Regions from separate parts of the Homo sapiens genome. Here all the other regions are linked to region 4. A link is a contact called in ENCODE Hi-C or POLR2A ChIA-PET data. All regions are on one chromosome and are shown on one strand. Each heading gives the region's core, a stretch centred on a gene start or an enhancer-like site at or near the end of the contact. The rest is flanking DNA. Distances are from core to core; before and after follow the strand shown. Region 1 overlaps CAPSL (calcyphosine like). Region 2 holds the start of NADK2 (NAD kinase 2, mitochondrial). Region 3 holds the start of NIPBL (NIPBL cohesin loading factor). Region 4 holds the start of SUB1 (SUB1 regulator of transcription).

Region 1 (5,301 bases), core at 969-3,468, 3.3 Mb after region 4:
TGGTTTTCTACATAAGTCTACATATTTCTTCATAACACTTGGTATCTTTGGCCTAACCAACCTCTATATGAGCAGAGATAATAAATCCAATACAAAATCAAACTTGTGCAATTGTGCAATTAAGTAAAAAAACAAAAACAAAAACAAAACTAGTTTCTGGTAATACGGGGATACACCATCCTCAAGAAAAAGTTGAGCATCTCAACAAGTTACTTAATAACTACTATAATGCCTATGTAGCAGCACTGGTTTTCACATGTTTTAAATTAATACATATCCGAATCTCAACTTCCAAGCGTATGAAATAAAACCTAAACAGTGAATTGATACAAAATATGGCAAGTGTGTTCAATCCCTAAATCCAGAGCCAATTAAGTATATAAGATCTTAAAGAAGACTATTAACCCAATCCTGTCTGCAAACTGGGGGATGAGTGCAGCTAAGGACAGAGTCAAAAGGAGGTATTTCACCCAGCAGCAAGGTGGGTGGGCATTGTCTCCAGCACCATAACCAGAGGCTGGTCACTGTGCTTTTATCTCTGGCCCTAGATACAGAAGACACAGAAGGAGAGCTGTAGTTTTCTTATCTATTTTCCAGCCTCTGGGCTATCTTTGCTTCTAGTAGCCTTTCATGGGCAGAGTCCTACACATCAACGATATGAAGCCAAAGCTTAGTGCTGGGAGGAGGAGGTGTTAAGCCATGAAGCATCAAGATGGAAAACCTGCTTTGGAATATTATTGAAATCCTAGTCCGTGTCACACCCAACCTCCTTGTGCTGGTGGGAATTTTTGTTTGTTTGTTTGTTTGTTTGAGACAGAGTCTTGCTCTAGGCTGGAGTGCAGTGCAGTGGCATGATCTGAGCTCATTGCAGCCTCTGCCTCCCGGGTTCAAGCAATTCTCATGTCTCAGCCTCTGGAGTAGCTGAGATTACAGGCATGTGCCACCATGCCCAGCTAATTTTTTTATTTTTAGTAGAGACAGGGTTTTCACCATGTTGGACAGGCTGGCCTTGAACTCCTGACCTCAGGTGATCCACCCACCTCAGCCTCCCAAAGTACTGGGATTGCAGGCGTGAGCCACTGCACCCAGCCCTTGCTGGTGGGAATTTCAACACAATTGGCAGAAAGCAGAGAGGGGAGAGATAAACATTCCACCAGGTGAAGGCTTTCTGGAATAGCCTGCCCACACACAGCGCAAGATGTCCCAGATAAAATCTGAGCGCCCAGCCCAGTTTCAAAACTTCAGCCACAGGAGTACCATGAACAGGCGTGGATCTACTGCTCAAAGAAATAGCCTCCTCACTCACACCAGTCTTTAAAATGACTATTAAATAAATCATTTTGAATCTATTTGTCAAACTGCGGCTTCCCTAAACCCTAAGCAGTGAAACTCAAGATTTGCTTGTAGAAATTGAGGCTAACACGTGGTCTTCTTCTGGTCCCCAAATGAGACTGAAACACTTAAAGACTTACAATCAGTCATAAAAAGAGATATATTATCATCTCACCTAGAAAAGGATCATCTAAAAGGAGGTGAAGAAAAACTATGGGTGCATGGGTGAGGGTTTTAATTAAAATACTCAAGCTTTCATTAATGGCCAAGGGATAAAACCTAAAGTTGATTAGACACCTGCATGTATCAGCACAGCACTAGGAGCTTTACAGAGCTCATTTTATTTAAGTCCTATTTTAGAACAAAGGAAACAGTCTTAGGCAAGGCAAACTCACAGTTGGCTACTCAATGTCTTTTATTTCTGCCTGTTTTTTGGCCCCAGAAAATGCAATATTTTGACACAGAAAAAAACATTAGGATGAGTGTGAAATCAAATACGATTCTGGTTTTTGAGCTGACATTTAGTCATTTGGAGCCACATGGCTGTCCCAGGGCCTGGTCCCCAGGTCATGTGCTTAAAGCTTCCAGGCGGTTCTCATCATGATGATGAAGTACACATCAGTGTCAATGGATGCGCTCACACCTGCATAGTAGTTCATGAACTCCTCAGGGGTCACCTGCAGTGGAAAAGTTAGAAACAAAAACGAAACTTTGCTTCTCACTCTGTCAATGGGCGCCCACCTTGTGCACCTGTAAATAGAAGGGAAATAGAGGATTTCTTTGTGTATGTGATCATGGCTGAGGAACTGATCTAAAACAAAAGAACAAGTGAAGCTGAGGATGGTGTGAGAACAGCACCTAGGAAGAGAGAAAGAAAGTCTTGAAAGTTTCTAAGCCAACCTAAATGGAAAGTGACGCATAGGTTGTCATCTTTTGTCTAAGGGTGGGAGCCCGTCGGTTCAGGTAAGGGAGACTGAAACTCAGAGTAAGAAGGAAGTGCTCTGCAACTGTAGTTATTTCTGTCTTTCTGTGACACGTCAGAAACAACATGTCATGTCCTTGTGTCAGGGTAAGTGATGTTTTCCCTTTCCAAAAATGGAGTTCTCTCCTGTGGGTGAAGAAACAGATTTCTAGTTAAACGCTCCCGGGTTGCATGCTTTTCTAACACATAAATAACTCATTCAAGGCCCAGGGTGAATAAAAAGCTTACCCCTGCTTCATGCCTCCCACCCATCCTGGCTTCTCTCCACTCTACACCCATGACCATCTCTTTGAAATATTGACTAATGTGTTTATCTGTGTGGGGATTTTATATTACTTTCCTTTGGGGAAGGAGAAAAGACAGTTATTAGTCTTATTTTTAACAGGTCTAGATAATATGTACACTCTAATTTAATCATGTTGGTTGACATGATCGGTTGGGGACATACCTATGCCTTCCAAGAATCATAAGAGATGACTGACCCACTGGTCCTATTGAAATTATAAGTGACCAGAAAAGAAAAGTCACTGGATCCACAGTTGTCTTTCATACCACCCCTTCCCACTAAAAACATAAGGAAGGGCAGTAGAAAGAAAGGCATTTGAACTCAGCTCATAGTTGAACTGTAAATACACATCTACAATACATGCATAGAGCCTCTGTCAAAATTAGGATACCATTAGCATCCCCCTTTGTTGAACTTCTTTATTCCTCTCCTCCTTTGGATTCCTCAGCCTCTGCTTTTCAATTCCCTCATTAAGGGATTACATTAAGTTTCACACATCATTATTGCCCTCTTTCTATCTTTCTCATGTTGTGTGAGGTTCCAGGGAAATGTTTATCAGTGTGGGTCCACACCACCTGCATCAGGACAACCTGGGGTGTCTGTCATAAGCCTAGGCCCACAGGCTGTACCCCACACCTGCTAAATCAGAATCTCTGAAGCAGGTGGTTGTGGAATTTACTTCTTAAAAATCTAAACATCCCAGTTAATTGTTGTGCACACTACAGTAATTTAACTGGGAATATCAAAGATAATTAAGATAAAGTCTCAGTCCTCAAAAAGTTGCAGGCTGGTGAAATACTCCAACAAAGTAAGTGGATCATTTTACAGCAAATAGCAAGTAAACTAAAAGAGTTACCCACGAGACCCTGAGCCATTTTGACGGTGCACTTTACCATGACAGTTTGAGGAACATTTTTTACAGCTAATTATTTTTTAATTAAAAATTATCAAACTCCCGATATTTTTAGTTTGTTATTGTTTCTATTGTCTGTTTGTTGGCCAGGGATGACAGCCATTGAATGAGACTCCCTCCACATCCACTGTAATAATCCTATCCCTAGCTTTTCTCTCCCACAGAAGTTGAAAAACTCAAAACTCACTTTCCCAGACTCCTCTGCAGCTTCAGCTTGGGATGGCCAAGTAATAGAGTTCTCACCAATAAGATACAAAGGAAATTTGACATGAATTTCTAGGGAAGCCTTTGCTTTCCTGATGCAGGCTCCAGCCCTTTCTCGTTCCCTCCTTCTCCCTCCTTTGTCCTGCTGCCTGAAACTCAGATGTGCTGGCTGAAGTTAGGCAACCATCTTGAGATCATGAAGGAAAGGCCAGGAAAATCACAAAGACTTCAGCTCTGCTCTCTTTAAGCCACTCAAGTGAGAACATCAAGTAGAATAAAAAATAAAACCTAATTTGTGTATTCCAGTGTATAATAAGATTTCCTATTTCTTGCAATTGAAAGCAAACCCTAACTGAAACACCAATACATGATTGAGACTGGTATCGTCACCCATCCTTCCATCCCAAACTCCCCCAGTGGGATGGGGTGACCTGAGTTGAGTTGGCTCTGTTGGAGAATGGAGAAGGAATCCAAGATGGGCAAAAGATAAAGGAAGCATTAAACCTCACTTGGAAGTCAGATGACGTCAAGCCAGAGGTCAGAGCTAATGTATTTGATCATTTCAGAAAAAGCCATCAGTTACTCTTAGCTAGGTGTTTGCTTGTTTTCTGAGACTCAACTTATATTGGGAATGGCCTGAATCGCAAATTCTCTGATCTCCTGTAAATTTGCCCTCATCATAGTAAATTGTTGGTTAGCAATAATCACTATCCTTATTCATTTTATTTGACATTAGAAAAAAATGAGAGACTGGGCACTCCTACTTTTAGCAGGCCTCTTGACTAGGCTACCTTTATGTGACAAGATATATATCATATATACAAGGAAAGGTCCCAGATGGGGGTAATGGAAGTCACAATACAAGCCCTTTTTCTCAGCTCCAAATTCATCAGAAAAATCCTAAAACAAATCTAGGTTACTATTAATACATACACTCAGTAATATACCTAACATATTTTTAATTATTTAAAAATTTTTTATGAGATGGATGAGGCAATAGACTGATATTCCCTGAAGGTCTAAAGTCCTAAGAGGCTTTTTAAAAATATAGTGATGATAAAGTCATATATACACATGAAGAATTCAAAACTTAGATATTAAAGAATAAGAAGTAAATGTCTCACCAAATTGTGGTGGGGTTTAGTGATAGAAAAGGGGTAAGGAAAGTCTGTGTCACAGGTTATCTGATTGCTTCACACCTCCATCCAAATGGCTTCCGGCTGCTATGGGAGTCCAGTGAGGTATTAGTGCAAGATTTATGACATCAAATTCCGTGACTGCTGAAACTCCAGCAACCTTTATGGGTATTTGAGAGTTTAACCTAGATTATCAAGTTTGAACATTACCTTTAGCTAGGAGCTATGCTAAATTTTTTGCATTATTTTAAATTTTGTCTTATATGGGATGTTTTTAACCATAAATGAGCACACTGGCTTCAAGTACAGCTATGCTTCACCACAAGCAATCTTAATATGCAAAATAGTGCAATTTGCAAGAGGTAAATTTTAGAAGCTAATTATTCTTCTCATAAAAGAATTTACCATGGAGTTCCTCTACAACAACAATTTCTTGTGCATTTAAAAT
Region 2 (5,122 bases), core at 1,885-4,384, 3.7 Mb after region 4:
GAAAAAGACAAGATTTTAAAATAAAGCAATGTAACCAATATGAAACGGTAAATAAAAGTCAAAACTTTGACTAGCTTGAAGGTTGTAAACCTATTCTGTGCATGCCTTATCAACTAAAAAATATTTCCTGTAATTGTTTACATTTCTACAAAGTTAGAAAATCATCAGCCTTCAGGGTATAAAATTATACTGGCACTCTATCCTTCATCTTCCATTTGCATTTTAACAAATAGCCTAAAACAGACCTGTTTTACATCAAAAAACCACCACCACGACAACAAAAGAGAATGCTTTGACAAAAAACCAAGTTACCATGACACTATAGACACAGCAGCCATGGTGAGACTCAAGCACTTGGCCACTTTCTTTTATATCCATCCAATTCACATGATTCACATAACTTAGTATTTTCTACCCCAGCAATATAACAAATAATACTTATCATCTTATCACTCCTATTACAGAATCCCATTTTAGGACAGCTTCACACAGCCCAGTATTCTTTGGCCTGTTAATAATCTCTCATCTGGTCTACAACTAATGCTATTGCATTCTGAGTATGGGCCTTTATATAAACTATAACACAAATTCAAATCAGTAAGGAACTTATCCAATAAAACTGTAATGACAACACCACCAACAAAAACTATTCCACTGCCTGGCAATTACAAAACTGTGTATTCTACAGCCCACGAGTTTTACTTCAAAGCTGGCTTATCCCAAACAGCATTACCTAGCAATAGACAAATATTTACCTATTAGAGATTTCTCCACTCAGAACGGGTACACTTAGGTAGTTTGACTTTTTAAGACTTATTGATTTTCCCTACATTTTAAAAGTTTTTTTATTAAGTGGTAATCTAGTTCAGAGGTCCAAGAGTTAATCCTAACTGAGATGCCACCCATTTTCTTGAGGCCTTGAAAACGTTATCCACAGTTTCAAAATGCCAGTACTGTAAAGGGCCTTGGAGGCTATCTGGTACTACCTCTGCAATTCACATACTGAATTAGGTGAAGCACTTTGAAAACTGACACTACTATACAAAAAGTATCATTTCCACCTATGAGGCCCAGAGAAGAACACACATAGGAAGTTAACCACACAGAACCAGGGCCTAGAACTGAGCTCTTCACTCTTAATCCCACACTCTGAACATGCCAAGTGAGCTATTTTAAATTGTTGTGGGAAGCTTCGATAAAACTGTATGCACATATTTATGCATACATGGCATTTGACAAATCCTACAAGCTAGACTTTGCAAAATTAGTACAACCCAAAGGGCACACCACTTTCCCCAAATAGTAACACTGTGCTTTCTTAGAACATTACTAGTCCCTATCTCACCTCTAGTTTCACTCCCTAATACAAACTCAACTACTCTAACCTCCTGTTCAAACCCTTTATTCTTTAAATGATGCAAGTGTATTCTATAAACAGTCATTTTCAAACACTTAGGAAAAAGAAAACAAATCTACACATCTAGACTCCCATCAGGTGAATGCAGGAGCCCTCTTCAGTAAACCCAACAAAGAAGCAGGATGTTTAATGTTGACAACAGATTCAGCACTTAAGCAAAGATGATTTACAATTTCATTTTGATGCCTCTACAAAATAACTTCGCTAAGATCACACGATACCAGAAGTTTCCAACAGGTTGTCTAGTCTTGCACAGAATTAAACTAAATCAGTTATGTGCAATTAATTCCAAAACCTTTTGGTGCACAGTGCCAACAATTAAGAGATTTCCAATATATTTTTCTGGACATACTGCTCATGGTAGCACCGGGCACTCTCCTTTTCCTAAAGTTGGTGGATGGTGGTATGGGATCAGAAACTGTTTTTAAAGTTGGTGGGGGGGGATGACAACAGGAAGATTCAAACTCTGGTTTTTCCCTTGGATTTGTATCTTTGCAGATATATTAATAAACATATCAAATATGGTATATTGTGGAGATACTGCTGCACAAGAGTCGCAGGCTTTTTTATTTCACACACTACCCAGTATACCAGCCCCTTGTCCTGACATTTCTCCTTAATAACGTACATATACAAGTCAAATTTTCTCCCTTTTCCTTCTTAGCACCAAAGACCTGTGCTTTTAAAACAAGCTCGTAGTGTCCAACGACCACGTTCCAGCAAGGAAAAGGCTCACGCTGAAGGACTTTCCGGAGTGCCCTAGGCCTCGCAGTCCTGCAGAGTAAAAGGGGGTGTGTCCGCGGTTGTTTCGGCCCTTTTCCCCCGGCAGCCCTCAGCGGCGCCCTGGGCCCCCTTTCTCGCGGCGGCCAGGGGAGCTGTTCGCAGGGCGTCCAGACCTCAGGCCACTGGCTCACTTTCTTGGAGTGGGTCCCAACCAGGGAACGAGGGCGGGGGCGGCGAGGGCACCAACGAATCCTCAAACCCCTCACTCTGAGGCCACTCGGCAGCCCCTCTTCGCCCTCCCCGCGGCGCCCCTGCCTCCTAAGTCCCTGCATGAACCACTGTCCCTCTCTCTCCCCCTCTCCCCGGCCCTGCCTCTCCCTCGCACACACGCCCAAAGGCAAAGGAGGCCCAGGGAGAAGCCAGAGGACCTGGGGGCCGCGAGAGAGGCAGGACCGGCATCTGCGGTGCCCTGGGAAGAGTCGTCCCGAGAGGTCCCCCCGAGGGGGCGCAGCCGCCACCAGAGCCCCGGCCGAGCCCGGGAGCGAAGCGGGGCCGAGCCAGGACCCACCAGCTGCTTCAGGTCCTCCTCCGAGAGCTCCGCGTAACGGTACCGCTGCTGCTCGAACTCGTACCGGGTGGTTTTGGCCACCACCACCACCCGGGAGGGGCGGAAGCCGCCGTCCGCGCGGCTGCCACAGCCCGCCAGCTCGCGCGGCTGCCCCTGCCCCAGGTGCCGCCGGCCGCCACCGTCACCGCCCAGCCGGGGCCGCGCGGCGGGGCCTCCCGCACCCGGTCCCCGCAGCGCCGCCGCCCGGCCGCCCGCCACGCGACAACAGCTGCCCAGCAAGAAGCCTCGGTAGCAAGTCATCGTGGGCCGGGCCGCGGCCGCGGGCTTGGGCTCGGGCCCCTTGCCTCAGCTCCCTACCGCCGGGAGTGCGCGCCGTCCGCGCCGCCCGGGCCTCTAACTTCGCGCCGGACGGGCAGAGGTTAAGTGCCAGGACGTGCGTGGCCCACGCGGCTAGGGGGACGTACCCAGGCGTTGACGAAGGCGGGGAAAGCGTGGCGATTGGGAAACGGGAGACCCCACGCGGGAGAAAGGTGGGCGGGGAAGAAATGGAGGCCCCAGCTAGTGGGTTTTGTTTGTTTGTTTATTCGTTTCACTCACGCCTGCATAATGGCTGCTTCGCCGCCCGGGGGCGACCTCCCCGCACCACACGCTTCCCCGAGGTCGCTCTTCTCCCGCCCCCAGGCTAACTCTATCGGCCAATCAGAGCCCGCGGCGGCTCCGGATCCGAGGGGCCGCGCCATTGGCTGCGGCCTGAGAAAGAGGTAGAATTCTGTTAGGCGATTGCGTCGCCCTGAGGAATCCAGCTGGATCCGGTCTGAGGCGGCGCGGGGCCAGCGGGTGGGGTTTTGAGCGGCTGGCGGGAAGGCAGGTTCCTGGCATATGCTCGCTTGGGTTCTGTTCTGCAGGCCGACCACGTGCCCATTGGTTTATTTGACCAGGGTCGGTGTGATAGCTGGTGTGTCTGGGGCCGGGCTGGGGGCTGAGGAGGCGGACCCGGCTCCTGCTGCACCGTGTGCGTGGCTTGGCACGAAATCCTCTCGGCGTGGGACCCAGTGCCCGCCCCGCTGCCCCCTGCCCCCCCGAAGAGCCCTACCTATAGGACAAAGTCCAAATGAATTAGTTCTTTGAAAGCTTTTAACTGGAAAGGAGTGAGTTAAAGCAATGTTTGATGACTATTGATCTGGCTTTGGAATCTTGGGTAGCTTGGGAGGCAAGAAGAGGAGGAAGGGATGCTGTTGGGATAATGACCCGTGGAGTGATCAGGACCTGGGCTGGGGTGTGACGAGAACAGAAGGAAACGTCCCATTGTAAGGGGAGAACCACATGGCAGTGCACATCCTGCTGTTCAATTCCGCAGCTCCTTAGATCCCCTTCCCCTGGCACTGTGTTTGCTCCTTTGTAGTCCTGGCGCTACGTCGCTTCTGGACTTTGGGCAGGTTACCTCATCTTTCTGGGCCTCAGATTCCTCATCTGTAAAAAGGGGGTTAGGGTGACCCCAAGGTTCTACCAAGTCCAAATCGATTCAGTGAATCTATGACTCTCCTCACGGGCCCACCAGCACCAGCGTTCATTCGTGGGTTCCCGCGGTGTGCCTGCTGTGTGCCAGGTAGTGTATTGGACTGGGAGCATACACAATGAAGCCCGATAGGTGTTTACTTGGTAAAGTTCTACCACTGACCCGTTCTCACCAAGAACTTTCCCTCACAGCAGCTGCTAATAGTGACGTGTAGTGTAACAACCTTAATAACCTGAGCTTCTAGAGGTAACATCTATAACTATCCTCAGACTCCTTTGTAGTCTTACTATTTTAAACTTCATTAGCATTAGGAAGGAAAAAAAAAAGGGAGAAATCACAGATGACGCTTAGGTTTGAGGCCAGGGTGAACAGGGGAATGTTAATTGATCCATTCGATAGAGAAAAAAAAATGCGTAGGGAGAAACTGTTTGGGATCAAAGTCTGAGTTTTGTTGCTCATATTTGAAATCTCGGACCTCATTTCTTCCCATTTCACAGATAAAAACCCAGATTTTTGACTCTCATTTCAGCTGCAAACATATACATTGACATCTCAGTTGGAATAGCCCTTTGTCCATAGTTATTTTGCGTCTCATCTTCCACCTCCTCAAAAATAGTGTTTCTGAAGGCATCCTCTCACAGGTATCTTGAATTTTCCCTCCCAAATGAGTTTGCCTCTTCAGTATTTAAATATGCTCATGTCTATGACATCTTTAAAATTTTTCTAAAAAAACAAAACAACCTCTAAGCCTTTGTTTTTACATATTGCCTGCCTTACCTTTACAGCTGATTCTCGAAAGAGTAGTCTGTTCATCATTGCCACATCCCTGCCTCCTAGTCATTCCTCAACCTGTTGTACACTAGCTTCTCCCCACTACTTTGCTAATTACTGCTGTTTC
Region 3 (5,016 bases), core at 223-2,722, 4.3 Mb after region 4:
CAGTTTAAAAGTAGCCGCGGAAGCACCGAGTGACACGAGCAAAATCCTGAAGGTGAAGGAGCAAGCCCTGTGGACGACGCTCAGGGAAGAGTCCTACTCGCAAGGATGCCAGGGCAGGCCCGCCCCCACCCTCAACGGCGCGCGGGGACTTCTGCCGCAGTCAAGGCTTTGGCTCACTCCCCTCAAGACGGGAAGCCATTCGCAGGGCCTAGAGAAAAGGAGTGACAGGATCTTGGCCCCCTGAGTGGCCTGAGGCAAAAGGAATAATCTAAGCAAGTTTTCCTACTTACTTTTAGCGCACTGGTACACACACAAATACACAATACAATTCATATAACACGAATTTCGTCCCGGTTGAGTAAAATTCCGCTTACCTACTGCACTTTTTACCGAAAATAGCCCCTTTTTAATTTACACAAACTTAATAGAGAACGGTGGAACAATGGTTACTTCTTGTTTTACAATTTAAAAACTACAACAACCATAGTACTGTACGTATAATCACATATTGTATTCCAGCCTTGTCCAGCGCCTCAGTTTTCCGAACCTAAAGAGGAAAACGATGTTTGAAATCAGCTGGCCGCAGGCCCGCGGGTCGCCCGCAGTCACCGGTGGCTGAGTCGGGGCCGGCGGTTCTCCCCGCGCGCTCGGCTCCACCCACACCTAGAGGGGGGCGCCCGGGCAGCCGCGGGCGAGCTTCTCGCTCGCGCAGCGTCGCCTACAGGCCTTTATCCTGACCGTTAGAGAAGAACCCAAACCTCTGCCGACAAAAAGCAAAAGCAGCGGAGACCGCGTATTTCCAGAAATAAACGCATCATCACAAACACGATTCCAATTCAATCCAGCCGACAGTCGTCTTCACCTCCAAAGGTTGCGTTCTTATTCGCAGAAATAACACGCAGTCGGGCGTAAGGTCCCGGCTCTCAAAAGGCAAGGTGTACGATCCATCCATCCACCCGGCTGCAGGGACACCATTTAAAACGGGCATCATCGCCATCGAATCGCGGGCGTCCTCTGTGGGGCCGCCCGGAGATCGGCTCCCTAAAGCTAACGACGACCTGGGACAGCCAGCGCGGCCTCCAGCCGCCGCCGTCGGCGACCTGAGAGCCCGTCCGGGCCTGAGTGCCCCCCACGCTCACGACCACCACCGAACTCGGGCCCCGCTCCTGTCGGCCTCCAGGAAAATAAAGACAGAGGAGAGCCGGCCCGCCTGTGTCGCAGGGCAAACGTCGCTCTGAAGCATCGACAATACTGGCAACATCCACAGCCGCCCTGAGGGGACGGGCGTAGAGGAGAGCTGCCGCCTCCCGGCTGCTGGGCCCGGGTGCCGCGCGGCGCGGCCGAGGACGCGAGCCCAAGTGGCGGCAGCGGCGGCTGCGGCGGTGGCGGAAGTGGAGTGGGGAAGAGGGGGTGGTTGTTAGTGTTTGGCGCCGGCGGAGGGAGTCATTCCTGCAGCTGCACTTCCGGTCGGCATTTTGTTCTGAGAGGGAGAGACGGAACGAGAGAGAGACACACACAGGGCTCCTTCCCCCCGCCCTCCCCCCCCTCCCTCCGTCGGTACCGACTCACCCGACACCACCAAGCCGCAGGGAGGGACGCCCCCGCCGACAGGAGAATTGGTTCCCGGGCCCGCGGCGATGCCCCCCCGGTAGCTCGGGCCCGTGGTCGGGTGTTTGTGAGTGTTTCTATGTGGGAGAAGGAGGAGGAGGAGGAAGAAGAAGCAACGATTTGTCTTCTCGGCTGGTCTCCCCCCGGCTCTACATGTTCCCCGCACTGAGGAGACGGAAGAGGAGCCGTAGCCACCCCCCCTCCCGGCCCGGATTATAGTCTCTCGCCACAGCGGCCTCGGCCTCCCCTTGGATTCAGACGCCGATTCGCCCAGGTAAATTCCTGCTCTTTATTTCGGCGGCGGCGGCGGCGGCGCCGGCGCCAGGTCCTCAGCGTCTCTCCTCCTCGCTCCCCTCCCCGCCGTTTCCTTAGCGGCCCCAGGTCTCTTCCACAGGCGAGTCTAGAGTTCGCTCCTCTCTGGTGGCAGCCGCCTTGGGTAGCGGTGGTTTTGTACCCTCTCCCGGCCGGCTCCGGTGGCGGGGACTGGGCTCCTGCTGGGCGGCCGGGGAGGCGTAGGCCCGGCGGAGAGTGCAGGCCGCGGGCCAGCGGAATCTACTTGAGCTCGGGGATTAGGAGAGCTCCGGGCTGAGCGGAGCGACTGCTGGTCGGTGACAGGCCTCGCCCGGGAGTGGAGCCGTAGCTAGTGGGGAGGCGGAAACAATACAACTAACAGCAAATGTGCCCTGATCGTCCCCATATTTACAACTTTCCCGGTCCGGGAGTGGGGAACGTCCCAGTGAAACAAACAACCTCCCTTCTTCCCCCTGTGACCCCATGAAGGGAGGAAGTAGTTTCAGTTAGTGAGACAAACGTAAATACTCAGACGCGGATCCAGTGGTAATTCTTTCTCTTTCTAAAACTTGTTTGGACGTTGGAAAGTTCATAAAGACTCATTTTCTTTTTTAAAGAATTAAATCGTCCACATGAATATTTAATACAGAAAAACATACTGTGGTAGACACTGCACATCTCCCCCTCCCCAAGAGCTTTTATCTTGTTGTTTTGACAGTGTGTTGTTGCACATGGACTTTTTATTCAAAGACAAGTATAAAGTACTTGACAGGTTTACTCTGCCACTTTCTATTTGTATGCGTTATGTAAGGGCAGTTTTAAGCGACTATACGTAAAACACTCAGGTACTTCCTGACCAAAACGTGTAGGAGCATACAAAGAATTTTAAGTGTTCTGAGAATTGTGCTGAGATACGGGTAAAACCACTTTTCTTTTCTTTTTCCAAAAAAGAAATTAAGTTATACTTAAAATCCTTGGGAGGTTAAAAAATTGTAGAAGGTGCCATCCTTTTATGTCAGGGCAGTTCTTCTTGAGGTCCCAGGATTGTCATTGGCTGTTTGTGCCATGATGTTTGACTGTGTAATGAGAGAGGTGTCATTTTAATAGGTTAAATGTATCTGTAAATGCTGGAGAAAAATATCAGTTCTAACTTGACAAGTTCTAGTTCATGAGTAAGTTAAGTGTTTCGAGCTTGTTTATGGAGGCGTTCATAATGTAGGTTGGTATAAGGGGGAAACACCAATTTAAAATTCCTCAGTCAGGCAAATTGCTAGAAAAGTGTACCTGGGTTACACGTTTTGATATTTTGTTTCATATTCGCTGAAGGAAAACTTTCATTGGTTAAAATGAAGCAGCACTGCTCAGCGAAATCCCTTGTTTTACTAGTGTTTGTTACATTGGTTCATATTTTTTGTGTCATTAAATTATTGTCACTGTAGAATAAGTTATTTTGTGGAGGTTATTTTTGAGTTTAGCGTCCTGATTACAATAAATTGTTTCACATTTCCTGCAAACGTACGGATAAATGTTTAAAAGAATGAAGTTAATATAGCTGTCACGTACTAGGCATGTTTTTAATGCTATAAATCCGTGTAGTAGTCAGTAGCGTGTCCGTGATTTGTATTGGTCAGGGAGCAGTTTGAATTTTAAAAAGCCTGAAGCTCCTGCTGAGCCCCAATCCCGGCCTCCCTCCCTCCCACTAATCTCCCATTCCTGTCTTTGTGCTGCCTGCTCCTGTTAGACACTGTTTGCTACGGGGCCTCAGGCCTACTGCGGGTGGGGGGGTGTGCGAGTGGGGGGCATGCCAGGGAGGGAATGCAGACGGGAGGAATACTTCACATCTTAAGAAAGCAGAGGGTTTGTTTTTTTGGGGATGGAGGTGGTAAGGGCTTCATTATAAATGTTTAAAAGGCCTTCATATATTCCTGTGATTGTCTCTACAACTTTTATTTCAAGGGATAAACATATTTTTACTAAAGATAATAGAGGAGTTGTGCTTGCTTAATTTTCACGAACTGAAGCAACTTATTTTTAGAGGTTGTCTTATGCAGATGTTTGAATAAGTGTGTTAGAGATGGGTTTATGTGATTGATTCTTTTTTTTCCTGAGACTTTGGAATTGTTATAGTGAATTAGTTCTTCCCAACTTATTTTCCCAATTCTACATATTTAGTAATTTGTGAGTAATATAGGTTGTGTGATAGCTTTCATTATGATAGCATAAACATTTCTTTAAATTTAAAAATATGTTTTGTTTGGTCCAAACCAATTAAATACGTCATTTTTAAAGGAGAAAACATTGTGTAAAATTCAAATTGTAAAATTTAAACTTGAACTTTAAATCTCTGATAACCTAGTTGGAGAGAATAGTTTGTTTCCCTAAAGAGTGTAGAGTGTTCTGCTTCCCCTCTGTTGGTTGGAATATTCACTAGTGGCTAATCATCTATTTCCATTAAAAATTAAAATTCAGTGAAAGGAGAAATCAGAAGTGTTCCAGTAACCTTATAATCCTAGTTATATTATTTGGAGAAATATTTTCTCATACACCTAAAGGAAATTTCAACAATGTCGCTTATTGTTTCTCTTAACTCTGAAGAGTTGTCAATAACTTTTGTTACTTGAAAAGAGATTTCAAGTAAATAATGAAAGTAAATCAGAGTTGAACATTAAATAGATAATTTTCAATGTTTGAGAAGTGTATATAGGATGCTTCCTTTTTAAAGTTATTCAACAATTTGTTTACTAAAGTTATCTGAGAACATTTTTGAACCTGTTCTAGAGATCATTATAATATTTTCTGCTTTTAAGGAAAAGTTATACATTACTTGAAAAAAGAAAAACAGTCTACTTGAGATTCTTTTTAGGGATGTAAAGTGAAAGTTTTTACTATGGCAGTAAACTTGGTTCTTCATAGTAATCATTATTAAATTTCAAAAATATGAGCAAGCTATACCAATACAAAATTTTCTTTACTTGCAGCCGAAAAATGTATTTTCTAAGGCTTCTTCAACTAATTTCATATTTAATTTTTTGGTACCAATCCATCATCAAACTGTCATAGAAATATTTGAACATATCTGTGTTACATGTTTGAAATACCCCATTGTGGTATTTTTAC
Region 4 (5,054 bases), core at 2,497-4,996:
GAGGGGCCTCATCTCCTTTCTCTTCTGACTCCTCCCTTTCACAGTTGCAATAATCTCTACAGGCGAGTGGGGTGGGCTAAAAGGAACTATTTTTGTTTGTTTGTTTTTGAGACAGGGTCTCAAAAACACCCAGGCTGTCACCCAGGCTGGAATGAATGCAGTGGCGCACTCATGGCTCACTGCAGCCTCGACCTCTCAGGCTCAAGCAATCCTCCTGCCTCAGCCTCCTGAGTAGCTGAGACTACAGGAACTTACCACTACACCCAGCTGATTTTTTTCTTTTTCTTTTTCTTTTTCTTTTTTTTTTTTTGAGATGGAGTCTGTCTCTGTCACCAGGCTGGAGTGCGGTGGCATGATCTTGACTCACTGCAACCTCTGCCTCCTGGGTTCAAGCGATTCTCCTGCCTCAGCCTCCTGAGTAGCTGGGACTACAGGCACGCACCATCACGCCCAGCTAATTTTTGTATTTTTAGTAGAGACGGGGTTTCACCATGTTGGCCAGGATGGTCTCGATCTCCTGACCTCGTGATCCACCCACCTGGACCTCCCAAAGTGCTGGGATTACAGGCGTGAGCCGCTGTGCCTGGCCCATTTTTTTGTATTTTTTGTAGAGACAGGGTCTCACTATGTTGTCCAGGCTGGTCTGCAACTCCTGGGCTCCAGTGATCCACCCACCTCGGCCTCCCAAATTGCTGGGATTACAGGCAGGATCCACAGCACCCAGCCAGAAAAAAACTTTAATAGCACATTACCTTAAATCTGTAATTTATGCCTGGAATCCTAATAGTTTAAAAAAGTCAAAAGCCAAGAATCTGGTCTGTGTGTTCTGGTCTAACATCCTTCTTCTAGTCAAATGCTGTAGCTGAGAAAACGGGGGATGGGGAAAGAGTGAAGGTCAGAAAGCAGGAAGTGCTAGTAACAAAAGCCACATTGGGTAAGATTTCAAAATAATATCCTGATACTTGAATAAGCCTTTTTCGGAAGCTTTGAAAGAAGTGAGTAACGGAGGGTGTCGACAGCATAAGGCCTTGGAGGGAACCGCATTAACAGTCCCGTGCCATACTCCAGGCCTCCAGGAACTTCTTCCTGGCAGTCTCCTCCTCAAGCTCTGTCCCTTTCATAGTTTGTGAGCTATTTCCCTTCTCAGCCCTACTTCCCAGTCTACCTCCCTTTCTGGGACACCTACAGATTCTCCAAATTCAGCACATTCCTTTTTGTGCCACCCTCTTCTTCCAGACCAAGGCTTGGAGTGGAAAGTGGGAGTTCTTTCACTTTTAAAGATGCCCTCTAGGAATTTGCCTATAAAAGGAGCTATTCCCCACCCCACAATGTACAAATGCATGTGAATTACACCTCCTTCCCATTCTATTATTTGAAAGCAACTGCTGTCTTTTTTTTTTTTTTTTTGAGACGGAGTTTCGCTCTTGTTGCCTAGGCTGGAGTGCAATGGGTGTGATCTAGGCTCAGTGCAGCCTCAGCTCACTGCAACCTCTGCCTCCTGGGTTCAAGCGATTCTCCTTGCCTCAGTCTCCCGAGTAGCTGACATTACAGGTGCCCGCTACCACGCCCGGCTAATTTTTTGTATTTTTAGTAGAGACGGGGTTTCATCAGGTTTGCAGGCTGGTCTCAAACCCCTAACCTCAGGTGATCCACCCGCCTCAGCCTCCCAAAATGCTGGGATTACAGGCATAAGCCACCACGCCTGGCCCCTATTTTGTTTAAAATAAAAAAGTTTCCTTCCTCTTTCATCTATGTAAAAAATTATTTTTGTTTATTTTCTTGAGTTATGTTTACCTTTTAAAAATGGGCAACGCTTAGGATCAAGGATTTTCGATTAGTTTTACAAAGTACCACACCCAGGAAAATTGAGCCAACAAATTTGCATGCAAAGTTTCAGGTCTCCCTACTTCTAAAAATGCATACCTCCTTAACAGCTCTCCACCTCCGACGCTTAGAGAACCGAAACCCAAACCTACAGCAGGCACACTGCCCAGGTTCCCTCAGTGACACAGAAACTGAATGAAAACTTGTTAAAGCAGGAAGGGTTGCAGATGGAGGGGATACCATATTAGTTTAAGTGTACGTGGTTTACCTTGAATATTAAGCATTTCTTTAGCTAGGTGTGGAGCTGCGCAGTGTCCCATGACAATGCATAATGTCAGTGTTTCTTTTCTTTTTTTTTTTGAGACGGAGTTTCACTCTGTCATCCAGGCTGGAGTGCAGTAGTACAATTTCAGCTCACTGCAACCTCCACTTCCCAGGTTCATATGATTCTCCTGTCTTACCCTCCTGAGTAGCTGGGCACACGCCACCACGCCCGCCTAATTTTTGTGTTTTTAGTAGAGACGGGGTTTCACCATATTTGTCAGGCTGGTCTCGAACTCCTGACCTCAGGCGATCCACCCGCCTCGGCCTCCCAAAGTGCTCGGATTACAGGGGTGAGCCACCGCGCCTGATGTCAGTGTTTATTTTCATGGCTTCTTTTATTTCATTATGATGGAGAGTTTCACAACAAACTAAGGGATTAGTTTGTATTTTTGTCAGCATTTAATCCTTTAAAAGTCAGGTAATTCTAGAAAGGGACGTGTGGGGGATGCTTTCACGTTTAGTGTTCAGACTTTGATTCCATCCGCTGTGTTCTTTGCGTCTCAACCCCATTACACATTCCGCTCCCAGCTTTAATGTTTGCAGGGAATATATAACTCTCTTCTCCTATAAGGGTGGGATGGGTGGGAACCACAGGTCTAACTGCTCCATATGTAGATCCAAACACTCCTCCCTTTCTGCAACCCACTGCCCTTCCTTAGCCTCTGTGGCATCTCCGATGTGCAATTCTGAGCTTCGACAGGATTCCATCCTCTACTTTGTAAAATCCCATACCATTCCTCTACCTGAGGCAGGAAAATAGGGTCTGGAGGGAGAGAACATAAGGACAATTCACGCTTCAGCTGTAACAGGAAATATCCTCTCCATAGGGCGTTAACTTTGGTTTCCTCGTCTATAAAATGGAGAGAACAGTCATTTCTGCTTTGGAACATGCTTGTTAGGATGAGTAATGTAAATTGCCTCCTGCAGCGTCTGACACGTAGTGGGTGCTTGATAAATCTTTGTTAATAGATATGCCTTTATATTGATTCTTAGCTGTAGGAAGTATTCATTCAAATACATATTCAAATAATCTTTTAGCTATATTCCTGCTTGTATATGGATTCCTCTTGCCTTCTGTGAACTCCCTTACATCTCCAGGACTTCAATACAGGAATAAGGAGTACTCCAAAGATTTCTTGCACTTTCTGGAATTAAACGCTGTGACTTTAGCTTCCTTCCTTTGGATTTTAGGAGGCAGAGGCATGTATTGAGGTGGGTGAAGTGGGGTAGGAAGACCATTTCTGGGAAAATGGGCCAGAGTATTGATCTTTTTCATTATGACCCCTTCGCTTCATTAGAGTAAACATTTATTGAACAAACGCAAAGCTTGGCGCTTGTCACTCATGTTTTATTGGCGTTTTCCTTTTTTTTAATTTTTTTTTAAGCTATCTCCTACAGGAAGGATATTAGCTCTTTCATTCTCTCAAGGGTCAGATGTAATCTTCCAACATCTGACTTTCGCGTCACCCATTTAGGAAGAGACGCGGTCCCTTTAAGGCCCTGGAAAGGGTCTAAGTGTTGGTTTCTGTGGGGAGGCCACGCCCCATCACGTGACCGCAGCCCCAGCGCGGCGGGGCCGGCGTCTCCTGGCTGCCGTCACTTCCGGTTCTCTGTCAGTCGCGAGCGAACGACCAAGAGGGTGTTCGACTGCTAGAGCCGAGCGAAGCGTGAGTGCGCGGGACCCCCTACCCCTACTCCTCGGGGCCCCCACCCTCCCAGCCGGGCCGTGAGCTGCCTTCGGCCCTCCACTCCTCTCGCCGGCAATGGCCGCGGGAAATGGCGGCTCTGCCTTACCTCCCCCTTCCCCTCGGCGTCCCCGGCCCCCTTCTCCGTTTCTGACTCCACGCCTGACGCGCTGTGGGCCCTTCCGCGGTAGACTCCTGTCCCCGGGGAGCCGAGTCGAGGCGGCGGGCGCTGCGGCCCGGGGCGGTAGATTGAGGGCGGCCGGGGAGTGAGGAGTCGCGGGGAGAGAGTCGCGGCGTCCCCGGGACAATGCGGCGGCGGCCTGCCTAGGTGGGGCGCGTGCGGTTACCTACTCTTCCCCCGCCCCTCGCCCTGAGCGGGGCGCTCTGGAGACTGGGAGAGCGGATGCGGGCGGGAGGGGGCCGGGGGAAGAACGGCTGATGTGCAGGGGGAGGGAACGCTTCGAGAGAAGAAAATGGCGCTTGGTGCAAATCCCGCCCCTTCCCACGCCGTCTTCTCCGCACTTCGCCGCCTCCCACGCCCCCTCCGACCAACCTGTCTCCCCTCGCCCGAGCGGCTGCTAGCCACGGGGTTCTAGCGGCTTGCTGGGGCCGCGCGACCCCTTCCCTGGTCTTGTGCTTGTCACCTTCCTGTTATACCGAAGTCGTGTGCCCTTCAGTCCTGGTTCATTTTCACCTCGTTTTTTTCTGATCTTTCCCTCAATCAGCAAAGGCTGAAGATTTCGTTTCTCTTTTTAAAGTTGCGTTTTGTATAAATTCTACAATAGTGGTTTCAGTATCAGTTACTTGAATTACAAGCTGCTTCTCCCCCCACCCCCACATTGGAACAGGCTCATTAAGGTAAATATATATTTGTTAAAAGTTTAGAGGCTGGTTTTAGTTACCGTTACCTTTCTTCTCCAGTGGACTTCTTTGGGTTGAGTACCAGGTGGTTCTTTGAAAAATTCTTAGGCCCCCAGGCAGTTTTTGATAACAGACGGTAGTTATGATCGACAGTTTCAAAGTGAAAAATTATGTTCAATTTAATTACCTTTTTAAAAAATATCTTTTTGTCGTATTAATTAGCATAAAAAACTTAACTAAATTGATTTTAGAGATGAGGTTGCAAAATGGAGCAGAAACAGGAAAAACGGATAAAACGTGGTCATGAACATTGCTTTTCCCTTCTGAATTTACCCTTGAAGACATTACCAGTTAAAATCA

Evidence for each region. A loop is a pair of places that touch in the nucleus more often than their neighbours do. ChIA-PET counts read pairs that join two places held with the same protein, here RNA polymerase II (POLR2A). Pooled maps may share reads with other maps.
Region 1: a map with no recorded cell type shows a loop between it and region 4 (11-fold over the local background). The contact joins the enhancer-like site here to the promoter of SUB1 in region 4. A Hi-C loop is called at or near these places in 3 of 37 single-sample maps with no recorded cell type and 2 of 50 pooled maps. POLR2A ChIA-PET finds 5 or more read pairs at or near these places in 1 of 52 experiments (OCI-LY7).
Region 2: a loop to region 4 is called in a map of CD8-positive, alpha-beta T cell, with 15 times the contacts of the local background. The contact joins the promoter of NADK2 here to the promoter of SUB1 in region 4. A Hi-C loop is called at or near these places in 3 of 168 maps with a recorded cell type or tissue (CD8-positive, alpha-beta T cell and naive thymus-derived CD4-positive, alpha-beta T cell) and 10 of 50 pooled maps.
Region 3: a loop to region 4 is called in a map of CD8-positive, alpha-beta T cell, with 7 times the contacts of the local background. The contact joins the promoter of NIPBL here to the promoter of SUB1 in region 4. A Hi-C loop is called at or near these places in 5 of 168 maps with a recorded cell type or tissue (B cell, CD4-positive, alpha-beta memory T cell, CD8-positive, alpha-beta T cell and 1 more), 1 of 37 single-sample maps with no recorded cell type and 12 of 50 pooled maps. POLR2A ChIA-PET finds 5 or more read pairs at or near these places in 1 of 52 experiments (T-cell).

Annotation. Positions count from the first base shown.
Region 1 is chr5:35,902,638-35,907,938 of GRCh38, forward strand. CAPSL (calcyphosine like) reads right to left here. Exons shown (of 5, transcript NM_001042625.2): 5 at 1,651-2,009. The coding sequence ends at 1,908. Among named protein-coding and RNA genes, the nearest start is that of CAPSL, 33 kb to the right of the region's middle. RefSeq lists an enhancer at 1,958-2,057. Within about 2 kb of position 2,219, at least 2 of the 41 ENCODE cell types and tissues checked have a DNase peak (open chromatin) inside an H3K27ac peak, as active enhancers do; they include OCI-LY7, where a contact is called at or near this core.
Region 2 is chr5:36,238,791-36,243,912 of GRCh38, forward strand. It overlaps NADK2 (NAD kinase 2, mitochondrial), which reads right to left and starts at 3,135. Exons shown (of 12, transcript NM_001085411.3): 1 at 2,709-3,135. The coding sequence starts at 3,008. LOC124900962 (a long non-coding RNA gene) reads left to right here and starts at 3,112. Exons shown (of 3, transcript XR_007058733.1): 1 at 3,112-3,238. RefSeq lists enhancers at 2,040-2,109, 3,460-3,659 and a silencer at 2,200-3,219.
Region 3 is chr5:36,875,297-36,880,312 of GRCh38, forward strand. NIPBL (NIPBL cohesin loading factor) reads left to right here and starts at 1,473. Exons shown (of 47, transcript NM_133433.4): 1 at 1,473-1,882. NIPBL-DT (NIPBL divergent transcript) reads right to left here and starts at 1,398. Exons shown (of 1, transcript NR_046262.1): 1 at 1-1,398. RefSeq lists an enhancer at 769-818 and silencers at 1,229-1,338, 1,979-2,098.
Region 4 is chr5:32,581,811-32,586,864 of GRCh38, forward strand. It overlaps SUB1 (SUB1 regulator of transcription), which reads left to right and starts at 3,747. Exons shown (of 5, transcript NM_006713.4): 1 at 3,747-3,815. RefSeq lists an enhancer at 158-217 and silencers at 3,921-4,020, 4,061-4,330.